Linked DNA regions of Homo sapiens: region 1 is linked to region 2. A link is a loop called in an ENCODE intact Hi-C map of the cell type or tissue named here. Cell type or tissue: GM12878. All regions are shown on one strand. Links, peaks and the distances in the headings refer to the core of each region. The heading gives the core; the rest is flanking DNA.

Region 1 (8,237 bases), core at 238-8,237, 1.4 Mb before region 2:
TTTATTTCTACCTTGTAGGCATAGATCTTGCTAAACACACTTATTAATTCAAGTACTTGATCTATCTATAGATTACTGGGTAGTCTATAATAAACAATGAATTTCAATTTCTTCTTTCCCATTCTCATAAACTTCATGGATTTTTCTTGCCTTATTGCCATGAGCAATGATCTCCAACAGAAAGTTGAACTATACTTAGAGTAGTGGCCATTCTTGTCTTGTTCCCAATATCAATGAGAGAAACTTCAATATTTCACTCTTAAATATAAAGTTTGATGGGTGTTTCTTATATATACACATTATTAGATTAATGGAGTTCTATACTACTTTTATTTCGCTAAGAATTTTTGCTATTACAGTTGTTTTGTTTTTAATCATGAATAGAATGCATATGGAATGTGATAAAATACTTTTATGATTTTCTTCTTTATTCTCTTAATGTGGCATAATACATTGTTTCATTTTCTAAAGTTAAGTCAAATTTAAATGCCTGTAATAATCCCAAATTGAACCTGGACATGTTATTTTAGCTACTTTACATATATAACTGTACTTGATTGCTAATATCTTGTTTCCTTTCTGCTTGTTATCTGGAAAAATATATGAATGGCTTGTACTTTAATTTCTTTAATTAAATGGAAAAAGCCATGCTTCCTTCTCCCAAATATTTGCCCTAAAAATCCAAGTTGCTTTGATACTTCCCTGAAAATTTTGAACAGGTTTTTAAAATACACATTCGTTCCAAATTTTCCAGTTGATTCCAGTAGGAAGGTTGGTCTGAAAATCCCTACTTCACTAGTGACTGAAGAAACTAATATTTTAAATAATTTATTCCTAAACACATTAACAAGAGTTAATGCTCTATAAATCCTGTCTAATTCATCAAGGAAGAAAGTTTGGAGAGTTTTAAGCTCTAGTTAATATAATAACAATAATAAAAATATCATACATATATTGAGTACCAAGTACCATATACTCTAAATATTACCAAGTCAAGGTCAAGGATAGAACTTTTCTTTCATCCAGAAGAAGAAAGAGAAATTCAAGGACTTTAATTTTCAGTGATAAGTCTACTTTTCTAATTTAAAATTGTAGCTAGGTAATGCAAAACATGAAGTATTGAACACACATATTTACCTTGGTTTTCTATTGAAGTACCACTATAGTAACAGTAAGAGATGAAATAGGTATAAATCTATAAGCAGAAATAAAATATGAGAGGAGAAAACACTAACACAATTTTCAGGAGCTGGAGAAAATATGTACACATGTATATTGACTTAGAGGTCTTAGAAATATAAATGTAAGCTGGCAGAGGAGAAGAAGCATAGATTTGCTTAGAAAGGGTGGTGAGTTGGAAAATTAACAGATTATCTTCACAGGATGATCTCTGGGGAGTATGTAAGCTCTCTTCCCCAACAGAAGACTAGATCTTTGAGTTCTGCAAAAGTGAAATGAAAGGAATTCTGGGCTAAAGGTACTCAGGAATTCTGAGTATAAGGATACAATACCAAAACAAGGTAATTATGTGAAAGCGAATATACCGAATATTGAGAGAATAAGTCCTTTTCCTTATCCCCAGTAAGTCAATACCATCCGTATGGATACTCACCTATACAACTACTACCATCAGAAAAGTTCTTTCAACACAAGTAGTTTGGAAGAAAACAACAAAGCAGGGAGGAGGGGAAACCTTATAACTAAAAGGAAAGTTTCAATCCATGAAATACAAATAGGAACACATAAGGATCAAGCTGAGAATAAAATGGATTCTCTGTGAAGTTAAATGTAAGGAAAAAGTGGGAAAAATCTCATCACCAGGTATAAAAGATGTCCCAGATATGGAGTGAAAAACATAAGAAGAAAGAAAAGAAGATGGAAAATAGAAAAAGCAAGAAAAAATAGTAATTCAGAGTTCTGTCTTGGATGTTCAGCATCCAAATAATATTGGTTCTAGAAAGAGAACAACTAAAATAAAGGGTGAAAGTGATTATCAATGAAAATATTCAAGAACAAATGAAGAACGCAAGTTTATGAACATAAATTTATGGTGGAGAATTTGGGAATTGATTAGTTATAGAAATAGAGAAAATGAGGCGGGCGGATATTTGAGGTCAGGAGTTCAAGAGCAGCCTGACCAACATGGTGAAACCCCATCTCTACTAAAATACAAAAATTAGCCAGGCATAGTGACACATGCCTGTAATCCCAGCTACTAGGGAGGCTGAGGCAGGAGAATCACTTGAACCCAGGAGGCAGAGGTTGCAGGGAGCCAAGACTGTGCCACTGCACTCCAGCCTGGGAAACAGAGTGAGACTGTGTCTCAAAATAAATAAATAAATAAATAGAAAGAAAAATAATTAAGTAAGAAAAAAGGCAATTATTAACTCCATGGAAAATAAAAGTTGTTTGGCCTGGTGAGCCTATAAAACCTTTCTCTTTTAAAACTATATTTAAAAATAATATAGACATTATTAATATTGAATTTTCAAATTATATAGTAAGACTATTTCTTAGTATTCAAAAGTAAAGTCAGGCCCAAAGGTCAAGGGAATCACTGAACAAAAGGATCATATTTTTAAAAACAAAATAAATATATAGCTGTTTGGCTGCAAAAATTTAAAAAGCCCAATGTTAAAATTATTCTGACAACACGACAGCTTCCAAATATGGGTATACCTGCTTCAATGTTATAAACTAGTTTAACCCACATTTTTTCCTATTTTTATGCTCATGTCATTTCACTTTATATAGAAACAATTATGCCCACACACGTATTTAGTTAAAAGATCAGAGCAAAGGCATATTATGCAAGATAATTTTTTATATCCAAATTTTTTTTCCTTCCAAAAGATTTGCAAGTTTCTATCTGTTTTCATAATGAATATATCCTACTATACACACTCTGGTGTTTTGCACTTGCCATTATGTGTTGTTGATATGAGCATTATATGATATATGTTATTAATATAAACAATGTAAAATATATTTAGAAAAGGCACTTAAGCTGGAATTTCTTTAATTCACTTTTTTCCACTCTTGTATATTTTGATACTGATTTAATAAACTTTAAAAGCAGAGGTGAAAAAAATCAGCTGCTTAGGTGTGTTTGACATCCAGTTTAATGGAGAGAGATTTTCGCCTTTTATTCATAAGAGAAACAACAATAAGAACAACAAAAGACAGCTTTTCAAAATAAAAAGAGCCCTATAAAGTAGCTCAGAAATTATGGATTTTAGTAATAGCTAGATAAACTGGTGGTGTAATTAATAACCACCCTCTCTTGGTCTTTTTTTTTTTTTCATTGTCAAACTATAGGAAAGTTGACTAGATGGTCTTTAAGGTCTCTTCATTATTAAATCTCATAGTTTCTAAGGTTAATACTGCACAGGGAAGTAACTTTTAACATGTAGCTTACTATTCAGTCTCCATATGTCAGTTATCTACTTTCTGAATATTGATTCCCTATTGATTTTCTCTTTAGTGATACATTTTAAGGAAATGTAAGATAATATAAAAAATTCTTGTTAAATAATTGATAACTTGATAAGCACAAATTCAAAAGTGAATATCATGTATTTTAAAGTCAAAAATATAAAGTTAGTATTATTCAATATCTTAAATAGTTGATGTTATTTTTATATTTTCAAGCACTCATTGACTTTATTTTTACCCATTGACTTTAATACACTTCCATTTAACTATCATTTATTGAGCATATACCTGTTGAAACACACACACACACACACACACACACACACACACTGATGTAGGTGCAAGGGTACAAAAGAGAGCAAAATAAATCCAATTAGGAGATGGCAAGAAGATTCATGATGCAGGGTAAGCCTCAAATGTGGACTAGACTCAATCAAATATACACTGTGGGGAGGCAGGGGGTTGAAACCCAGCAATTGCACATTGTAATCAAAGGGATCAAAGTGGAAAAGTTCAGGGTTTGTCTGATGATAGAAAAGTTAACCCTTGTGACTAGGACATGGTTTGTGCATATGTGTGCAGGTCACAGCCAAAGCAAGCCTGGCAGAGTAGGTTGGGGTCAAACTGTGGAGTCAGATCGGTGTATGCACGCCAAGTTAAGGGTTTCAATTTTACGCATTATGAAATCAGGAACTATCAAAGGGGATTTTTCACTCTGAATCAGAAGAGAAACAGAAAAAAAATAAGTATGTTAGTTGATAAGGTTTTAAGTAAGATGAAAGGAAGTTGCAAGAACATACACTTAATGAGTAAGATGATGATTAAATAGGTAGGTGTTTGGAAAAAAAAACATTATCTGGATTAATTTTTAACTAGAAAACTAGACAAGAGAAACACTGAGCACTGAAGGCCAGCTGAGGTTTTGAGTAGAGCTATAACCCAAAGAATTATATTTTTATTTCACTAAGTCTCTGCCACTCAGTATAGTATAGGAGCAAATAAGTTGAATGTCTGAAATTAAGTGTGAAAAACTAATTGACATCATGGATTATGAGATCAGTTTAAATTTGAAAGGATGGGCAACCAAAAGTCAGCAAGCAAATTCAAGAGGGAGTAAAGTGGGCAAGAGTAAAACAGTTTTAATTTACTTTTATTTCACCTAACATGCATTTATGGGAAGTAATAAGTGTGAAGGAATGTATGTGAACAAATACTAGTTTAATCTAATCCTCATAGTTATCCCATGGGACAGAGACTATTTAATGATCTCAATTTTACAGTTGAGAAAACTGAGTCCTGAGGAAGTTTTAAAAATGAACTCAGATCACTGAGACAGTGAATTCTCAACCTAGGGTTTGCATTCAATCATTATAAATCAAGAGTCAAGGTTTTTAATTATTGTACTATGCAATAATTAAATTAAAAGTAGGAAAGTGAGAAGTTAAGTGAACATAGGCTGGGATCAAAGTAAAATTGACAGTTTAGTTTTGGAATAATAGCAGTTCTCGACAGTTACAAGGCTTGGAGTATTGTAACAGAAGTGAATGGCTGAAAGAAAATGGAGGCAAAGCCACAGGATTTGAGGGTAAAAGAGAGGTTGTTGACTTTCCCTAAAGTACTATGGAGCACTTGAAGTTAGAAGGGCAAATCAGCCCTGAGACCATGTCCTTGTTCATTCACAGAGGCTGTTGGTAATTGGTACCAACAAGGAGAGATAAAAATGGAATTCCCCACAACCCCAACACACACAGGCACACATGCACGTATGCATGCATGCAAAAGCACACATCCAAGGGTAACAAACACCTTCTACCTGATAGAGCCTTGGGACGGGAAGGTCCTCAGAGAGAAGAATTAGGATTGCATAAAGGAAATAAAGCTGAAGACATGGCTTATATGGTAAGTCCTCAATATGATTGCTAGATACTGGGAAACTGTGACTTCAAGCAAAACAATGTACAGAGGGTTCTCGAATAACACCCTTTCCTTCTATGACATTTTGTTATAACATTGATAAGCAAAAAGTGGTTTTGTTATATACATTTCTCAACTTCAAGTCACAGCTTCCAAAACCCTATTGAGGATGTTAAGTGAGGACTTCCTGTAATCAGTAAAACATTTGGGAACTTTTGTTTGTTATTCTTTAACGGAATAAGCTTTATAATAAACATGGTGTAAATACCTGGCAGAAAAGACAGGCAATGGAAAGTGGCGGGAGGCACTGAATAGATTTTAAAAATATTTGGGGAAACAAAGTATTACTTATATAAACATTGACAACAGTGTAATTCGTTTATCTAATAACCCAGGTAAAATACCTAACAAATACTGCCACTATTCATCAACTCCAGGAAAAACAACTGTTGTGTCAGGTGAATTCCTTGTGTATATGTGTTTTCACTGGACAGAAGGAATTGCATAAGCCAGTGCTTCTCAAAATGTGATCCCTAGAACAATAGCATCCGCATCACCTGGAAACTTGTTAGAAATGCACATTTTCAGATCCCACCCCAGGCCAGCTGAATCAGATATACCAGTCCTGCAGGTGACTCTGATGTGTGATAAAGTTTGAGAACCTCTAACCTAAATCAAATTTCTTTCTGCTTAGCTACCCTGGAAGTATGAGCCAAATTCAACATTGACCTGCAAAAGTTAATTTTAGGTACTTGTTCACATCTGTTTCTGTGTTAATTATAATTGCTTTTTCTTATTTTCATTCTTCTGGTCTATATTGTATTTAGTAAATTGTAATCCTTTTGGAGTATTTATTAAACTAACAATCAACACAAATTTTTGAAGTCTTACTGACAATTTGTTTTTAAAAATCTGTAACTGTAAAATAATACATGTTAGTAACTTTTACATATGCAATTTTAGAAGGGTAAACATATGTGGTAAATTGTTAAGAAAGTGGATGAGGAAGATTGATTGTTATTTAATTGACACAGGAAAGAGCCAGGCATTGGCATTAAAAAAGAAAAAGAAAGAAAACCAAACTTCGGATGATTCTGATGTATAGCCAGGGTAAGAATCACCAGATTAGAAGATAGGAGAAAAGAGACCTACGGCATCATGTATTTTGAAGAGTTTGGTGAAAATGATAGTGATAATTCTGGGCCATAACAAGACTGCCTATAAGAAGAGTCTGAAGAAATGGTTTAAAACAAAAGGAAAAGGCAATGCATCTAGTGTAAGCTTGAAAAAAAGCTGGGAAACTCAAAGAAAAAAACAGAGAGAAGGGGGTTGAGAACACTAAAGAAAAGTAAATGGCAGGTCAGTGGATGAGATTCATCATGTCTTTTTGAATAGTGTGGTGAGTCAACATTCTATCTGCAACTGTAGACAAAATCTATGTGGGTTCAAGGATGCACATGGAAAACTCAAAAGCATTCTTCTTAGGAATTCCACCTAAAAAGCAATATACATCCAGCTGACCTAGAAATAGTTAAACAGCAAGACTAAATACCATCTTGGGGAGGATGGATGGGGCCTTTATTCATTTTCAGATGTGGAAAAAATGTTTGTCTTTATATGTTTATAATCATCCCAAATGTGCTCCTGATAACACCTGAGCAAACTTTCTCTCTGGCTGTCACTTCAATAGAAATTCACTGAACATTAATATTTACTTTGGAATGAGACAGATTTCTGTAAGTTCTTAGGAATACAAAATAAATCTTGAAATGCAAATATTGAACATTTATGAATAATAAATATATATTTAAAGATGATATTCATATGGTTTATTCATAACCTAAGCATGTGTGACTCTTAAATAATCACATTACAGTAAATCCTTTATGGGAAGAAGAAATATTATCAAAAAGTTACTACTAAATTTAACTAAAAATGCCCCCCAATAATAATTCTGAGACGTCATGATTATTTACATTTGCTTCAGAAGTGTTAAAGTTTAGATTTGTTATCTTCACTATCATTCTAGTAGCAAGCATTTTTCATTAAATTTACCATATCTTATATAATCAAATTTATCAGGTTATTGAGTAAGCTGCCAGGACTATATTTAGAAAGAACCTCAGAGATAGAATAGATGATCAAATGATCAGGTTTAGAGTAAATGCTTGAAAAATATTTTCTTATATTGCAATGAGTATAGTTAGCCACCAGAGAGAGCTCAGTCACTATGTTTTATTAAAGACAGTAATTATTTACTTTCAACTGAATAGAAATTCTCTATCCGCCATGTCCTAAATTTAAGAAACAAAGCTATTGTTTAATGATTTATAATATCCAGAATCAAATACTATAAATGACACTTTCAGGTTTAGCATTTGAGGAATAATGTGTCTCTGCCAACAAGAGTGTTAGTGCTGAAGATTGCAAGGGAGATTTCCACTGGGGAAAAGGTGCAGGTTGCATATTTACAGGCAATTTTCTTACTCACTAATGGGAAGGTTTCTTCACACACTAGAAATACATGCTTTATGAAAACAACACAAAGGCTATTTTCTAATAGCATCTTGTTAACTCCAGAGAACTGAGGAACAGCTTTTTAAAGTCATATGACAAACATAGGAAATAATCAGTAGTAAATGGAACTTGATAAATAAGAACCTGAAATTAATAGATCTTAATATCTTTTGTCTGATCCTCAGCAGGAGGAAATTTTTACTATTAAGCAGGATCACTTTATTCAACAAAAATTATACAACTATACTAATGCAATTTTAAGTTAATCAATATCCAGTCCTTTCTCCTGCCCCCAATCACGATAAGTAAACAAAATGAAGAAACACATACACTCAAGCTTATCCTCAGGTCTTCCTCTTTCAAGCAGAGAC
Region 2 (8,496 bases), core at 209-8,208:
AAAATTAAAATTCTTCAACACCATAAGTATCCTTTTGCCATCACCTTGCTGAGAAAACAAACTCAAACCACAGTTTCTTCATTCGAAAGTCAACAGAAAGGAAGAACATCGTGACATTCAGCTGGGGTGGGAGGGTGGGGAAGGGGCCAGGAACAGACAATTTACAAAATTACAAGGTTTAAAAACATTCAAACATCCGGCTCATGATGTTTGGGGTTTTTATTCATCCAGAAAGGAGAAGCAGAGAGGGGTGCCAACCTCACCAAAACAAAGAGTATCACGTTTCGAGAATCCTGATTTGGCTGCCTTCACACTGGTGCCCTTATTATTCCAAAATCCACTCTATGGCTCCAGTAACGCCGTGGATTGAAACCGTGGTAATATATAAATAGACTGGAGGGCTCTCAGAGCTCCTCCCTCCACAGAGTGGCACCTCGAGGAATTTCTACCAACTCCTTTTTTCTGACCCTATTACCCACAGCCTAACAGCCTTTCCTGCAGATCCTTGGATTTAATTCCACAATGTCTCTGCAAGTCCATTAGAGCCTAAGACATTAAGCAGGTGGTATTATTTCAGCCCCTCCCCAATCTTCTTCAGAGGCGATATTGGGTAAGAACATAGACATTAGCAATCTGTCTGAATTTTGATCCCAGTTCAACTGTTTACTATTAAATAATAGGATGATCTTCAGCAAATAACTTTTCCATTGCTCATTTTCCTCATTCATAACCCCATACCTTTGTTGTGAAGACTCAACAATTATGTTTAAAGTGCTTACAACTGTGACAGATACATAATAAGTGCTACGTAAGTTTTAGCTGTTGGTTTTTATCACTCACTCAGGATGCAGGCTTTAGTTCCCCCTGGCTCTAAGCCTTGCCTGTTGGACAGTTTTACCCAGTCTCAGGTCCAGCTCCTAGCCATTGGAACATCTCTTCATATAGTCTGGATGAAGGTTCAGAGAGCTAGCTACCTGGGCTATCCTTGTGCCTTTACTTTGAGGTCACGTTGTAAGAAAGCTGTAATACAGTCATGTACCTCTCATATTTCCAGAAGTGTAACCACCTTGAACAATGCCCCAGATGGATGCAGAACACAAGTAACTCTCAACTGTAGTTGTCTCCAAAATACACCATCATTCGCTGCCACAAGAGTGTTGCTGGACACTACTTCCCATCTCTGTATTTGAAGAACATTTGCATTGCATCTTTTCTGCCCTAGTCCAACAAACGTCAACTTGACAGAAAAAAAAAAATTCTCATCACAAGACAATTTAGAAAGTGTTCATTGCAAATGAACCATTTATTTCTAGAAAACGACACTTCAATGTCCCCAAAAACACAAGAACACCATCTTTGTGTTTTATTTTTTGTAAAAGATCTTTGACGCCTATTCCCCAATCCCCATTCGCTTTCCCTTCCAGAACCATGCTACTGTATTTGATATCATTGAATTTCTATGAATTCTTATAGAATATGTAGCATTTTGTATTTTAGTGTAAAGTGCACTGATTTATAACCTAATAATCAATGAAGCTTATTGATTCATACAGATTGTTATTCATTGTTACTTTTAAGCTCTCAACAGTGTTCTTATAATATATGCGTGTTATTTTGTCTACATGTCATTTGTTGCTTTTAATTACTCCAGAATACTCCAGAGTATGTGCCTACTGCATTTTTACCTAACCACTCAATGCTTGCCATATACAAAAATATTAACATCCAATAGTTAACCTCATATTCCATCAACCTGATCTAAAGTCACAGTGATTCTGGTTAATTCAGCAAGGGAACTTTTTCCCTCCAATCTTTTATGTAAGAGTTTTCCACCTGAATTATCGAGACAAATAATTCTTTCACTTTCTAGTAAAGATGCACTTAGAGAAATTAGCATTTTTTTGTTTTGAAATCTGATTGTTGGCAACCAACATGTTTTCTTGATAAAAGTAAATATCTTTCAGAGACACTGAACAACATAAAACACAGACATCTTAAAAGCTTTGTGGAGGTAGTCAGGCCATGAATAAAATCTAAATAATAACAAGCCAGCTGTGTTTTCAATATCTGTCAGATTTTATTTATAAAAATGTAGAAAAAGCACAAAATCCAAAGGTGTTTATTCAAGTTTCTACACTGCAGCACTATTTGATATAATGAAATACTGGAAACAATTTTAATATATATTAATAGAAGTCTGGAGTCTGAATAAAAGATAGGATTTTATGCAACCATAAAAATGAAGTACTTCTGTAAGTACTGACACGGAAACATCTTAAAAATACAGTCAAGCCACTGAAGAATATTTTTCATATGACCCAATTTTTATAAAAAAATTAAGGAAATATGCATATATAATAACCTGTTTATATACAGGATTGCATGTGCTAGAAAATATTGGAAGAGATTTCAACCTGCACAGAGAACAGCAAGGTCAAAGGGAAGGAGAAAAAATATTTGTTTACCTTTTAATCGTTATCCTTCAGTACAATTTACATGTTTTTATTTATCTACAACCAATATGTGCTAATTTCATACTGAACTTTTCTAAACATAAGTAAAATAAAATGTGACGGGTAAGCCTGGCTTTTGAGGTAGGTTGGAGGTATGGTTTTACTTACAAAGGGGAGTAACGAAGGAGCCGACCTAGTCCTAAAATCATTCAGGAAAGGAGAGGCAGATGTAAAAAAAGTATGTGAAGAGCAGCCATATCCCAAGTCACTTATTAAACGGCAATGTACAATCAAAATAACTTTGTTGTTTCCCTGTTGACACATCAATTGCAAAGGTGTGTGTGTGTGTCTGTGTGTGTGTGTGTGTGTGTGTGTGTGTGTTATTGCAATGGAAAAGAGAACAAAAATGTTTTCATTTAAATAGAAGAAGCAATATTCAGTAACTGGAGGAGTTAGTGAAAAACTCTTGTGGCCACTGATAATAACAATAGGTAACTAAAAAAAGAAATCAGTTAGAAATGGTTTTCAAACAGCTAAGATCATAAGAAATTAAGTTTTTTCATTAAAAATAAATTTGAAATAACCATACATGTGCTTTTTTCCTTGCTGAAAATTATGTAAATTCAAATTTAAAATGTACTTTAATATATAAGGAGCTAATAGCATCTCGATTTTTCATAAAGACTTTCCTTTCGAACTTTGAAAATGCTGTTTCATTGCTCAATGTTTCAGAATGAATTATAGAAATTATTTTTAGTTTATCTCCAAATGATCAAACACAAAAAGTGCAATCCAAAATCGAACTTGGAGTCTTATGTTAGAATTTGACCGTATTTCAATTTACGGAAACCAGGAAAAACATATAAAATATTTAATGAAAATACAAAAAAAAGTTAAAATACAGGCCATTCATTCTAGGAGAAGTGCTTTTACTCTTGAGAAATACTAACTGTTATTTTTCCTAAGGCAGGTAGCAGATTGTTGCTTTAAACTTGAGAATTAAACATTTGATTTTGCTACTATGTAAACAAAACAGTTGCCCAGTAAAAAAGTTTATCTGGGAACACTGTAACAGAAAATGACAGACTAACAGGTAAATATTTTAATCATATCCATGGCAAATAAAAACAACAACAAACCCCCCATAATTTGATGAAGCGTTCTCCTACTCCAAGATGCTTTACATTGTTAGATGCAAATAATCTATATTTCATTTCGAGACAATGATTTTAAATTCTGAATTTTCACATATAAACATATTAATGTTACATAGTATATACTAATTTTTCCTGTCAGTTTTTCTTTGCTCATCAGAATATTTAATAAAATGTGAATGAGAAAAAGTTAGAATATAAAAGATTCTAGATATTTGCACTCGAATCTTGCTTTCCTGCCAGTTTACCAGAAGCAAGGCAACAAGCAAAAGGAATTTATGATGTTATACTCCCTCTAGTGGGCATTTTTTAAATGGAAAGTTCAGCAACCTCCCTGCAGGCGCCAGTGCATTTTGAGTTTCATGATTCTCACCCTCCTGAATGGGAAGGTTCTTTGCAGGTTACCCTGTGATGGAGAAATTCTAGAGTAAATCAGCTTATGATTTGCCTAAGTGTCGTTCCCTCAGGAAAGCTACCGTTTCTATCTTAATATAAGTATTGTTAGGAAATTACGTCTATAATAAATCCAAATTCCACTCTTTGTACCATGTAATTCTTGGGCCTCATGAAGAAACTGGGAAGAGTATACTCTCTTTCCCATTCTGCCAATCCTCATGGTATATTTTTAAAATATCTCAGAACGAGAGTAGCTACTAAAAATGTGAAAATCAGTAACATTAAGAAGCCATTTTAAAATAGGTTGTTTCAGGCAGGGGTAACAAAATAAGAATGCATTATTAATAATCCATGAAATTAGAAACATCAAATGGTTATATTCTTTGCCATTATATATGCCATTGCCAATCACAACCAAAACTGCGTGTTGAATCCCATAGACACTAGTTTGAGCGTAGAAAATATGCCCCAACAATGTTTAATTCAAATTTTAAAATGTTTTTCTCTTTGTATGAAACTATATAATTAATTTCTATTTCATGGAAGATCTCGAGCAACTTATTATTTTTGCTAGCCCACAGCAGCAGGAGAGCCCTGTGTGAAGCCTAAAAGGCCTCAGAAGACTCACCGCTCAAAGGGTGAAGCAAAAATATGTGTAAAAAACAGCAAGATTTTGTCAGAGTAAAGTGACTCAAGGTATGTCTATCTCACCAGATGGTCGAATTCATCTTCCCAATTTAAAAGGGTTCATACTACCAGGCATAGTGGCTCACACCTGTAATCCTAGCACTTTGGGAGACCAAGGTGGGCGGATCATCTTGAGGCCAGGAGTTCAAGACCAGCCTGGCTAACACAGAGAAACCGCATCTCTACCAAAAATACAAAAATTAGCCAGGTGTGGTGGCACACACTTGTAGCCCCAGCTACTCGGGGGAACTCAGGCATGAGAATTGCTTGAACCCGGGACGCTGAGGTTGCAGTGAGCCCAGATTGCGCCACTGCACTCCAGTCTGCACAACAGAGCAAGACTCTGTCTCAAAAAAATAAAAATAAAAGGGTTCATAACTGGAGGTTCCTCAAAAAATTAAAAATAGAACTATCATATAATCTAGCAATCCCACTCTGGGTATATATCCAAAGGCAATAAAATCTCCACCTTGAAGTATCATATGTACTCCCATGTTCATTACAGTGTTATTCACAATAGCCAAGATATGTAAATAACCTGTGTCCATCAATGAATGAAGACAATATGGTATGTGTATACAATGGAATATTATTCATCCTTCAAAAAGAAGGAAATCCTGCCATCTGTGACAATGTGGATGGACCTGGAGGACATTATACTAAGTGAAATAAGCCAGAAATGGAAAGAAAAATACTGCATGATCTTACTTATATATGGAACTAAAAAAAAAAAGTTTAACTCATAGAAACAGAGTAGATGAGTGGTTACCAGTGGTCAGGCAGGGGTGGGGACAAGGATACATTAGTCAAAAGTCACAAACTTGCAGTTATGAGTATTTCTGGAGGCCTAATGTACACTGTGCTGACTGTAGTTAATAATATTGTTACTAATCTTACTTTTGCACCAACCTAATATATACTTAATATTTGCTAAGTGAGTAGATCTTAAGTCTTCTTACCATACACACAAAAGGTAAATTTCTGAGCTGATACAGATATTAACTTGATTACAGTAATCATTTCACAATGTATCTCAAAACATCACACTGTACACTTTCAATATATACAACTTCTGTCATTTATACCTCAAAAAAGCTGAAAAATAGGATAAAGACTTTTTTTCCTCAAATTCCTACCATTATATTATATACCCTTTGAGCAGAAAAAATCTTCCTGTCTCTCTGAGTTGGCACAGAACCTACAACTAAGTTGATACTTAAGCCATGCTTATTGTTGATGAAGATGAAGCCCCAGAATGAATGCTTGGGCTTGCCAACATGTATTAATTCCCATTTGTACCATATGACAATTATTGTCTTTTGGATTATCTGCTGCTGAAAGAAGTGTTTTTGTGGGAAGAGGGAGTCAGAAAATGTACGGAGATCCATGTGATCCTGGACAAGCCTTGTGGTGTGTGACAGTGGGGAAATCTTGGCAGGCAGAACACTATCAACATAGGATGAGATGGTATTTGAGAGAGAGTGGTAGAGATACCAAAGATACAAACCTATCAAGTGCCAGCTCGGATCTGCTATGCCACAGAAAAGAAAGCTTAACCTTTTTTGAAAGCAAAGTGCTACCTATGCCAGAGAATTAAAGGACTTTTCTGCAGTAATTCTATCTGCCCTAGGTCTCCTCAGAAGCATGACTTTGTAAAATCATTGCACAATTATTGGGGGTGGGAGTCGTGAGGCAGAGGAGAGGTATCGGGACAGGGACCACTACATGGCAGCAAATTTACTTGTAGATTAGATTGCTTAGGCACCTATTGAAGATTGTACAACTAAACAACAACGTAAGTGCACCAAGCAATCTAAGGCAACATTTCTCACAGCATGGCCTTGGATCAAAACTTTGACATTGACCTGCAATTTTTATAAACACTTGCAGCCCAGAGGCTACTCAATCTGTATTCCTACGGGTGCTACCTGATAAGCAACATATTTAACAAACTTCCCAGCTGATTTTCTATATAGAAAAGCAAGTATTAATAATATGAATTATAGCACCAAGAACTTAAAAAATATTTTCCATGTGTTGGGAGGGAATAGTGGTATGGGAAACTTCAGGCTTTAAAATATCAGCCATCATGAGGGAAATCACGCATAAATCTTTACAAATCTCTTAAAAATTGACATCTGAAGACTAATATACCATTCCTCAATTTTATTTTCCTTCTGTGTGGAAAAAGAATTTTTCTTCTTTGAGCACTAGATTACATAAGTTGGCTAACGTTTAGAGGCCATATTGAAAAATATTTATCTTTAAATTCTAGAACCATTTTGAGCTTAGGGAAGTTACACTCTGAGAAGCCCAGGGTAAAACTGAGACCAGCTAAAGTGGCAGCAACTTTAGATCCTTTGGTTAAGTGAGAATATGTGCCAATAAATGGAAAAGATGGATGTATCCATTTATTACTTCATTCACCCATATATTGAGCAACTACTATGTTTAATGACATGAATACCAAGATAAATGGTGACACTGGCATTTGTTGTGCTTCCAAAAAAAAATATGGTAAAAAATTAAAAACATAATGTGAGAACTTTCCATCCTAGATTGTATTGTCAGGTTGATATTTTAAAACACACTAAGTATTCTAGTTAAGTGAAAAAAAAAATCCATAAGGACAACCAGATAGAGGTTTAGAGACAGGTTTCAATTATTCATGGGTTGATAACAAAAAGAAAACAGCCAAGAGGTAGTGGCTCATACCTGTAATCCCAGTACTTTGGGAGGCCAAGGCAAGAGGATCACTTGAGGCCAGGAGTTAGAGACCAGCCTGGGGACGACAGCATGATCCAGCCTCTACAAAAAATTTAAAAATTATTCAAGCATGATGGCACGTGCCTGTAGTCCTAGCTGCTCAGGAGGCTGAGGCGGCAAGATCACTTGTGCCTAGGAGTTCATAGTTACAGTGAGCTGTGATAGCACCACTGCACTGCAGCCTAGGAGACAGAGTAAAACCCTGTCTCTATTCAAACATGAACTTTTTTTTCTATAGGAAAGCTGTATTTAAGTGTTCATTTTAGAGTATCAGTTTACTGACCTATTCAGCTGATGGTATTTAAATGCAGCATAGTTAGTATCCCTGGACTTCTCTGTGCAAATCCGGCATATTCTCAGGAGTAGCCAACTGTGAGGTCTATTTCCATGAATTTCTGCATCTGGAGGCTTGACTGTGAATATGTGTAACTGCATCATCCCCCCTACACCATCACATACCTGACAGTCAGTGTGCTTATCAGTGATAGTATACAGACGGCAAAGGGGTCTTACAGTGCCATAATCTCATGGAAACATTTTAAAGTATCATTCTCTTAGTAGGTTGCAAGGTGGTTCAGTAGTTTTCTGTCATTCAAAAGCAACAGAAAGGTCTTGCTAACAAATATCATGCATCTCAGAGAAGAAACAGCAATAATGTGAACAAAGTGATTATGGTTAAAATGTACTCTCTCTTCTTAAGGTGGTCATCTGCAGGGGCCTGGAAAGGCTACACAAATTTATGCTTTTATTTTCTAAATATTATATCCATAATAAAGCTGGAAGAGTATTGACTCAGACTGCTTTTTGCTATAAAAGGAGCATTTCCAAATTGGAGAGAACATTCTGCAATGTATTTACATGTAAATATTTGATATACATTTAAATCCAGTTCTATTTACAAATTCTCAGTATCTTGATATCTAAACTCTCTCAATTAATTCCCACTTCCCCACTACAGATCAATTAACTATGCTTTCTCCTCAATCCCTTTAACCTACTTTATTCTCAATAATCTACATACTATGAGTCTGAACCTGGAC

The links. Peaks named below come from ENCODE experiments on the same cell type or tissue, not always from the same donor. Only the 100,000 strongest peaks of a DNase experiment are listed, where the experiment ranks them.
Region 1: it touches region 2 in a loop (4-fold over the local background); 20 of 110 quality-filtered maps call a loop at or near these places.

What each region holds. Positions count from the first base shown.
Region 1 is chr7:14,710,346-14,718,582 of GRCh38, forward strand. It overlaps DGKB (diacylglycerol kinase beta), which reads right to left. Exons shown (of 26, transcript NM_001350709.2): 6 at 8,197-8,237. Among named protein-coding and RNA genes, the nearest start is that of DGKB, 190 kb to the right of the region's middle. RefSeq lists an enhancer at 4,106-4,165. In GM12878, for the core only: no CTCF peak of the experiment used is centred there; a DNase peak (open chromatin) is centred at 4,076.
Region 2 is chr7:16,067,536-16,076,031 of GRCh38, forward strand. No RefSeq gene overlaps it. Among named protein-coding and RNA genes, the nearest start is that of CRPPA-AS1, 140 kb to the right of the region's middle. In GM12878, for the core only: a CTCF peak has its summit at 3,909 (motif pointing left); a DNase peak (open chromatin) is centred at 3,871.